Linked DNA regions of Homo sapiens: regions 1 and 3 are each linked to region 2. A link is a loop called in an ENCODE intact Hi-C map of the cell type or tissue named here. Cell type or tissue: CD14-positive monocyte. All regions are shown on one strand. Region 1 overlaps FCAMR (Fc alpha and mu receptor). Region 2 overlaps MAPKAPK2 (MAPK activated protein kinase 2). Region 3 overlaps IL19 (interleukin 19).

Region 1 (2,500 bases), 230 kb before region 2:
CCCTCCTGCACAGCCTGTGTCACAAACTGGCCAGTGGTTTTGCATGGCTTAAACTGTTTGGGGAGTGAGGGGGTTTCTGCCCATGGGCCAAACCATTGACTGTTAGCGCCTGTCCTTAACAGTAGTGAGGAACGTATTAGAGTAGGAAGAAAAACTCAACGGCTAACTTTAGTTTGCTTTTTCAAAAATCTATAGGTCTCAGAAACAGAAGCAATAGATAGATTCAAAGAGTAGATTTTTAATCCATCAAAAAGCATCCATGAATACCCTCTGGGGAATACAAGAGAAGTGTAATGTACAATCTCTGTCTTTTTTGTTGTTGTTGTTGTTGAGACAGAGTCTTGCTCTGTCACCCAAGTGGTAGTGCAGTGGCACGGGCTCACTGCAACCTCTGCCTTCTGGGTTCAAGCAATTCTACTGCCTCAGTCTCCTCAGTAGCTGGGATTACAGGCATGTGCCACCACGTCAGGCTAATTTTTGTATTTTTTAGTAAAGATGGGATTTCACCATGTTGGTCAGGCTGGTCTTGAACTCCTAACCTCGTGATCCACCCGCCTCGGCCTCCCAAAGTGCTGGGATTACAGGCATGAGCCACTGTGCCCGGCCACAATCTCTGTCTTTTTCATCAGCAAGCGGTAAAAGACCATTGTGTAGTGATCAGTATGGTGTCCATTAAAAGAGGAGGGTTACTGTTCACAATAGCTGTGCATTTCACATCTACAACGTGCTAGATCCCCTTTCAGAGCATGATGGTAGAGGGATGAAATACAAAGCTGTCCCCTCTGGAAGCTCCCCAGGCCAGTGGGAGAGACCACAGTGGGGTGAAGGTCAGTGTGGATGGGGGGACAGAGAGGGCTTTCTAGAAGTTGTGGAGAAGAAACAGAATAGCACCCTAGTGCAGAGAGCTACTTGGTCTGAGATTTAATTTTTAACTCCTTGTTACTAACCGAGGCATACTAACAGTGAAACAGAAATCTTCCCTTGAAAAAACCAATTCCCCTTCTGCAAACAGGAAGTGGTGAGGAGAGGAAGAGAAGTGGACTACTCCAGGCTCATTGCTGGCACTTTACCACAATCTCACGTAAGTTGTGTAACAACAACCCCTTGCAGATTCCTTCATTCTCCTGAAAAGGAATCGAATCCCTGAGACTAACCTTCCAAGGTCCCACAATTCCAACTAGAGTTTGGACTTCAAACGTGGCCTTTCCACTACACGGTGCTCCCCACAAACTCAGAGCTCCAGGCTGGCAAGTGGGTGCCCAGGCTAGAATCCTACAGAGGGAGTTTCACCTCTTCTGAACACAGAACCCTCAAGGGTAAGGGACATTTTGGCCTCGTGGACGTGACCAAAATGTGCATGCTTAGGAGTGTGAGGATAAAGTCATGCTTTCTCAGGGAGGGAAGTGCTTGTCTTACTCTCAGATATCTGCAACCCAGCCCCTGCACTGAGCAAACCGAGATCCCAAAGTGAGAAGATGCTTGTTCTCTCAAGTCCCACCACCCTCACCCAGCTTCTCTCAGGCCTCTTTTCATTTAGAGTGTTTTTTGCAGGTCACCAGCAGGAGGGCGGGATGGAAAATGCCCCTCTTCCTCATACTGTGCCTGCTACAAGGTGAGTCCCAAACCCAGCCCAGGTTCAGGGCTTACAAAACCAGACCTGAGTCTTCCAGGCTGCCCTAAAGGTCCTCACAGGCTGGTATGGTAAAACTGTCCAGGTATAAACCATGCTCAGATGACAAATGGCTCCATCTCCATGCTGTAGTAGATTTTATTCTGATGGTAATAGGGAACCATTGAGGAACATAGTGAGTATGCGCCAAGAGTACCCAGTACCTAGAATCTAGTCCCAAGTAGATGCTTAATAAATAATGACTGAATAAATTAATGAATGAATGGAAATTCCATCATAATACCAAAAAAAGGATTAACAACTGGCTTAAAAACAAATCAGAGTTTTAATGAATCAAAGGTAGCCAATAAGGTCGGACGTGATGGCTCACACCTGTACTCCCAGCACTTTGGGAGGCCCAGGCAGGCGGATCACAAGGTCAGGAGTTCGACACCAGCCAGAGCAACATGGTGAAACCCTGTCTCTACTAAAAATACAAAAATTAGCCGGGCCTGGTGGCACGCACCTGTAGTCCCAGCTACTCATGAGGCTGAGGCAGAAGAATCGCTTGAACCCTGGAGGCAGAGGTTGCAGTGAGCTGAGATCGCGCCACTGCACTCCAACCTGGGCAATAGAGCGAGACTCCATCTCAAAACAAAAACAAAAACAAAAAATGTAGCCAATATTTGAGTAAGCACTCTGCGTGATAAAATCACACCACCTCTTTAATCTCCTGCTGTCCCTTTTAAAATTTTTCAGTAAACGACAACTCAGGCAGGCCCATGATTTTTCTGCTAAGTAATAGTCCTAAATTAATTGCTTTAAGTCTCAAACGTTCTAAATTTGATCATTTAAAGTTTCCAGCTAAATACTTTGGTCAGCACTTTAATC
Region 2 (2,500 bases):
GGTTAAGGGCCCTGCAATGAGGAGATTATCCTGGATTATCTGAGTGGGCTCAATCTTATCACACCAGCTGGGTCAGAGAAGTGACCACAGAAGGATCAGAAAAATGCAAGGTTGCGGTTGAAGATGGAGAAAGGGGGTCATGACCCAAGGAATGCAGGAAGCCCCTAGAATTGATAAAGGCAAGGAAACACCCTCCAAAGAGGAATGCAGCCCTGCTGAGACCTGGACTCCAGCCAGCCTAGTGAGACCCTATCACACTCCTGACCTACAGAACAGGAATATCATAAATTTGTGTTGTTTTAAGCCATAAAATTAATATGGCAGAAGCTTTGTTAACAGGAAACTAATAACAGCTTCTAAAGATAGCAGAACTCTGACAACTTCCTCTCCTTCTCTCCCTGACTCCCTCCTAGCACCCCTTATTCCTCCTTCTTGGGTTATTGCTTCTAACACCTTCATAAGTGCAGACAAAATAAGTGGATTTCTCTGAAAGCAAACCCCCATGCTGGTTTGTTTTGAGCTGTGATTTTAGAGTGATGAGTAGTGTCTCAAGGCGAGAACCAACCTCAGCAACCCACTGTCATGAAGGGGAGGTCCAGGGCCTGCTGTTCCCAGGAGCTGAGGGTGGAGACATGGTCCTTCTGGCAGCAAAGGGGACAAGCAGGTCTCTCCTCCAGCGGGGAGAGGGATCTGAGTTCCAATCCCACCATGCAACTGTGGCACATCATCCCACCTTCTCAGTCACTTTCCTCACACATAAAACAGCAATCAGCAGCCGCCCTGTACTGTCTCTTGCTGGCAGCTCTGAGGGTCACATAAGAAAATGCGGGTGACACAGTGAAGGATGTGCTATTTTCCCATCTGACCCGGAGGGACTGCAATGGGGCAGGTAGCCCAGTTTCTACTTTAGGCTCTGCTGCGGGTCAAGTCATCATGTGGCCCCAGCTCTGGGCTTCAGTCTTCTCATCTGTGCACTGAGAATGGGCCACAGGAACCATGAAGTCTCTTCTAGCTCCGAGGTAGAGCCTTTGGTTTCTGCCTGACCCCTATCACCGCCTCCTGGAGAGTGCCGGTACTACACTAACCTGCTCCCCTGGTATCTTTACCAGGATTTCAACCAAATTCACCAGCACCCCCTCTTCCCTGGACCCTATACCAGCTGGCTTTCGCAGGCTAAAGGTGCCAGCACCTGGTGGTGGCTATGTAGGTCAAAGAATCATATGCCAAAAAGAGCTTGGCTCCTGATTCTGCATTTGGCAAAAGAAGATGGGCTTGAGCCCTTGCAGCCTCCCTGTCCTGCTTTAAGGATGCCCTACACACATCCTGCCCAGGTCCTCACCAATGAGGTGCTGGCTCCTGCTCGCCCAGGAGGCCCTCCGCTCCTCTCCCAGGACCCCCAACCCACACCCTCACCACCCAACAAAACCCCTCTGCACATAGAGGCGGTGGGGGGTAAGGCCTGAGCCCCAGGAAGAAAGAGAAAGAAAAACTCTCAACTATTAAATCTGTTTAGTAAAGACAATTTCGCTCATACAAAACAACAGTTTACAACAATCGAGTGCTGGACACACCATCTGAGACAAGGGAGGCGCTGCAGGCACCCAGCGCCTTCCCCCATACACAAAGACGACCCTGGGCGCCCCTCCACCACCTGCCCCTGAGGGAGAGGAAAGGTGAAGTATTCCTGCCACCTCTCCCTCCAAGGGAAGGGGGAGTGGGGGGCCATGGCACAGACAGCCTACCCCAGCTGCTCCTCATCTGTGCTGGGGGAGGCCCCTCCCCTCACCGGCCCCGAAGCTGAGTTGTTTGGGGTGATGGCAAATGGCTGATGGGCAAGGGGGCAAAGTCAGGACATCTTTGGTGCAAAGACTCCCCCTGACCCACCAGGCCACACAATGGAAATCTGAGGGAAGACTTCAAAAGTGGCCCTGCCTTTGCCCACAAGGGGTAGCTGGCTGATGCCCCAGAACCCAGGACAAACACAGGAAATGCAAAAGCTCTGCCAACAGAAGCTGCCCAGGCTCACCTACATGAGCTGGGCGGTGGCCCATGGAGAAATGGCTAAAAATTTAAGGAAAATAAACAAAAATGGGTTAATAATGGCAAGAAGGGGAAGTAGAGAGGTCATTCAGTAGATGAGTGCCTCAGAGGACCTAGGACCAGCACTAAGTGGGGGGAGGGGGGCCCTGGGGGCTGGGGGTCCAGTCTTCCTGATCGCAGTGCCAGTGCCCGGTCACTCCTCTCTGCCTCCCGGAACCCAGCTAATAGAGACAGGCCACAGAGGGCCTGTTTCAGAATCTGGGTGGGCTTCCCAGGCACTTTGGCAGGCTCAGTATGGGCAGGGCAGACCCAAGAAGGGAGAAGGTTCCTAAGCCCCAGCAGGGCCGTCTCCCTCTGCAGCCCTGCCTGCCCCTGGCCCCTCAAATGCACGATCCCAGGCACAGATCTGCGCACTCATACACACGTGTGCACACACACACACACACACACACACATACAC
Region 3 (2,500 bases), 53 kb before region 2:
AATCACTTTCCAGTCAGTCCTCTCTATCTAACCCTACAGCTGTTCCTTGAAACAATCTCTTTCTTTCCAAGGCGGAAAAGGAAAAGGTCACTCTAGCATTCTGACTGGTATCTGATTATTGGTGGAAACAACAGACACTGTCCATCTTTTATATCTTGATCAGCAGATGAGATGGTAAAACTGACCAGACCCAGGAAAGCTCCTCTGCCTAGAAATGCCTTACACACACAGGCACCACACAACAGAGAATAACTTAGCAAAAAGGAATGAAGAAAGATATCAAGGGTCATCTATCATGTCATCCTCAACTTTCTGGAATCTGTGCTAAGAGAAACCGCTATGGAATCAAGGCTCTTGCCTCCATCCTGCCTGCACTGCCTTAGGTTGAGACATGTGCTAAGCAGATTCTGGAGATGGTGAAAACCCTAATGCTTTTCTAGCACCTCCAACTGCTTCTGCCTCAACTAATCTGGTCCTGGGGCAGTGAGGGGCAATGAGGGAAGGGGATGAGGTGTCAGAGGCCTGGATGAGGCGCACTAAAATCCTAGATTTCACCACTGTACAGTTCATCCATGTAACCAAAAATCACTTGTACCTCTAAAGCTCTTGAGATAAAAAAAAAAAGTTAATTATTAGCGTCACATTATTTGTCTCTGCATGGAGATATGGGTAAAGGAATGAACTGATTATCAGGAGACTTGAGCCTTATTTTGCGCTACTATAAAATAGATTCAATGATTGGATCAAATCTTTAGATTGTTGTAAAACTTAAAATGAAACAATATGAAGTGTCTTGTATATAGTAAGACATCAAAGAGCAATAGGGGAAACCAACTAAGACAGGTAGTAGTTTGCCATTGGCCTTGCTTGGGGTCTAGGGCTTGGGTCAGGACATGTCTTAGTCTATAGCATATGGTGGGCACACAGTATACAGTATCAGATAGCTGGCATCAGTTAGTCATAGAACAGCTGCAAAGAGTCACACACGCACACACATGTGAGCACACTCACACAACAGATAAGATTGCTCAAGCCACCTCCGGGATCGTGAAGATGAATAAGAGGTCTGCAGACCAGTGTGTTTCCCCAACCATGTCACAAGGAAGGAAGGTCCACAGGGTCCCCAGGAACTCTGGGCAGAGGGGGATTTTAGAAGGAAGCTTGCTGAAAAACACGGATTCCCATGGCTATGAATGTGGCTGGTGGAAAGGAAAGCGAGACCTGATGGGGCTGCACCACATGGTGCAGTGGAAAGGATAACGCAGCCCAGGAAAAGATTGTGTAGCTTGGTGGTATGTGGCATGGCTGGAGAGGAGAAACTCCTGGATCCTAGTCCTACTGCTGGTTCTGAGAAAAGCCACCAGAGCCTCCCTTCTTGAGTCAAAGACAAGACCACAGAGGGGCTCTTTCATGTATTTAGCTATTTTATGGCTTTAAAGTATTTCAACCTATTGACAAATCTCTTTGATCCTCTGTAAAGCAGGAGAAAGAACTGAGGAGTCTCTCCATTTCACAGAGACAGAAATCAAGACTCATTGAAGGTGGAAGACATCTCCACAGTCACACAGAAGAAAGACCGAAACCCAGGCCTCCTTTTCCCGGACCTAGGTCTTTACCATTTGAGAATCGTAAACCTGTGCCTTAGTCAAAATGAGCAAAATATTCACACCAAGCTAGACTGCATCTCCTCTCTATCTCTGGCATATATAAAACATGTGTCCAGTCCACAGGGATGAAATACACACAATACACCCACACATATGCATATGTGCACACATGCATCCATGCAGGCAAAGACATCTCACAACTCTAAGGCAGGGTACACAAAGTACTGCCAAGGATGGTCATAAGCACTGGAGGATTTTTTTAAAAATGAAATCTCAGTGGAGTCAGGTTGTTAAAGGAAGGCTCATGGAAGAGGCAGTGCTGAATTGAAAGAATTCTGTTGGTGAAAAGGAAGGGTGGTCATTGCAGGCCAGTGAAGCCATGAGTGGAAGTAAGGACGTGGGAGAGCACAGGGCATATTCTGACAATAGTGAGAGCCCCCGTGTTTTGGTCAGAGATCTTGTGGAGAGAACCTGTGGGAAGGAAAGCTGTGAAGGCATTTGGGAGTGCAAATGTCAAGCTAGGTTGGGCTGTGTTCTGAAAGCCCTGGGCTTTGTGAGAGTGGAGTTTTGCTGATAAAATGAGTGCTTTGAAAAGTGAACCTGGCTTGGTGGTTTGGAAAAACTAAGACTTTAAGAATGCGTTCTGTTCTCCGGTGGCTTGGGGGCTGGAGAGCAGAATTTAACATGTTAATTTGTTGTTCTCAGAATGTTGATGGCAGTAACTACAGCTGAATAAACCTCCATGTGGCCTTTAGCTCAGCTAGGCTGGGAAGTACTGGGGAGAAGGGTGAGGTCAATATGAAGAGCTCAGCATCCCTTGCACCATTTCCACAGGCCCGCACCTTGGTTACAGTGGCAATAGCAGCCTCAACCTCAATTTTCCCACCACTGCA

Evidence for each region. Peaks named below come from ENCODE experiments on the same cell type or tissue, not always from the same donor. Only the 100,000 strongest peaks of a DNase experiment are listed, where the experiment ranks them.
Region 1: a loop joins it to region 2, with 2.1 times the contacts of the local background. A loop is called at or near these places in 2 of 110 quality-filtered maps.
Region 3: it touches region 2 in a loop (6-fold over the local background); 8 of 110 quality-filtered maps call a loop at or near these places.

The regions. Positions count from the first base shown.
Region 1 is chr1:206,966,164-206,968,663 of GRCh38, reverse strand. It overlaps FCAMR (Fc alpha and mu receptor), which reads left to right. Exons shown (of 8, transcript NM_001170631.2): 2 at 1,013-1,081; 3 at 1,552-1,612. Among named protein-coding and RNA genes, the nearest start is that of FCAMR, 3.0 kb to the left of the region's middle. In CD14-positive monocyte, no CTCF peak of the experiment used is centred here; a DNase peak (open chromatin) is centred at 1,033; H3K4me3 peaks cover 1,760 bases; H3K27ac peaks cover 708 bases.
Region 2 is chr1:206,733,276-206,735,775 of GRCh38, reverse strand. It overlaps MAPKAPK2 (MAPK activated protein kinase 2), which reads right to left. Exons shown (of 10, transcript NM_032960.4): 10 at 1,495-2,500. Among named protein-coding and RNA genes, the nearest start is that of IL19, 36 kb to the left of the region's middle. RefSeq lists an enhancer at 960-1,149. In CD14-positive monocyte, CTCF peaks have their summits at 864 and 1,071; a DNase peak (open chromatin) is centred at 1,035; H3K4me3 peaks cover 460 bases; H3K27ac peaks cover 859 bases.
Region 3 is chr1:206,786,651-206,789,150 of GRCh38, reverse strand. The region is part of intron 1 of IL19 (interleukin 19); the gene reads right to left. Among named protein-coding and RNA genes, the nearest start is that of IL10, 15 kb to the right of the region's middle. In CD14-positive monocyte, no CTCF peak of the experiment used is centred here; a DNase peak (open chromatin) is centred at 1,030.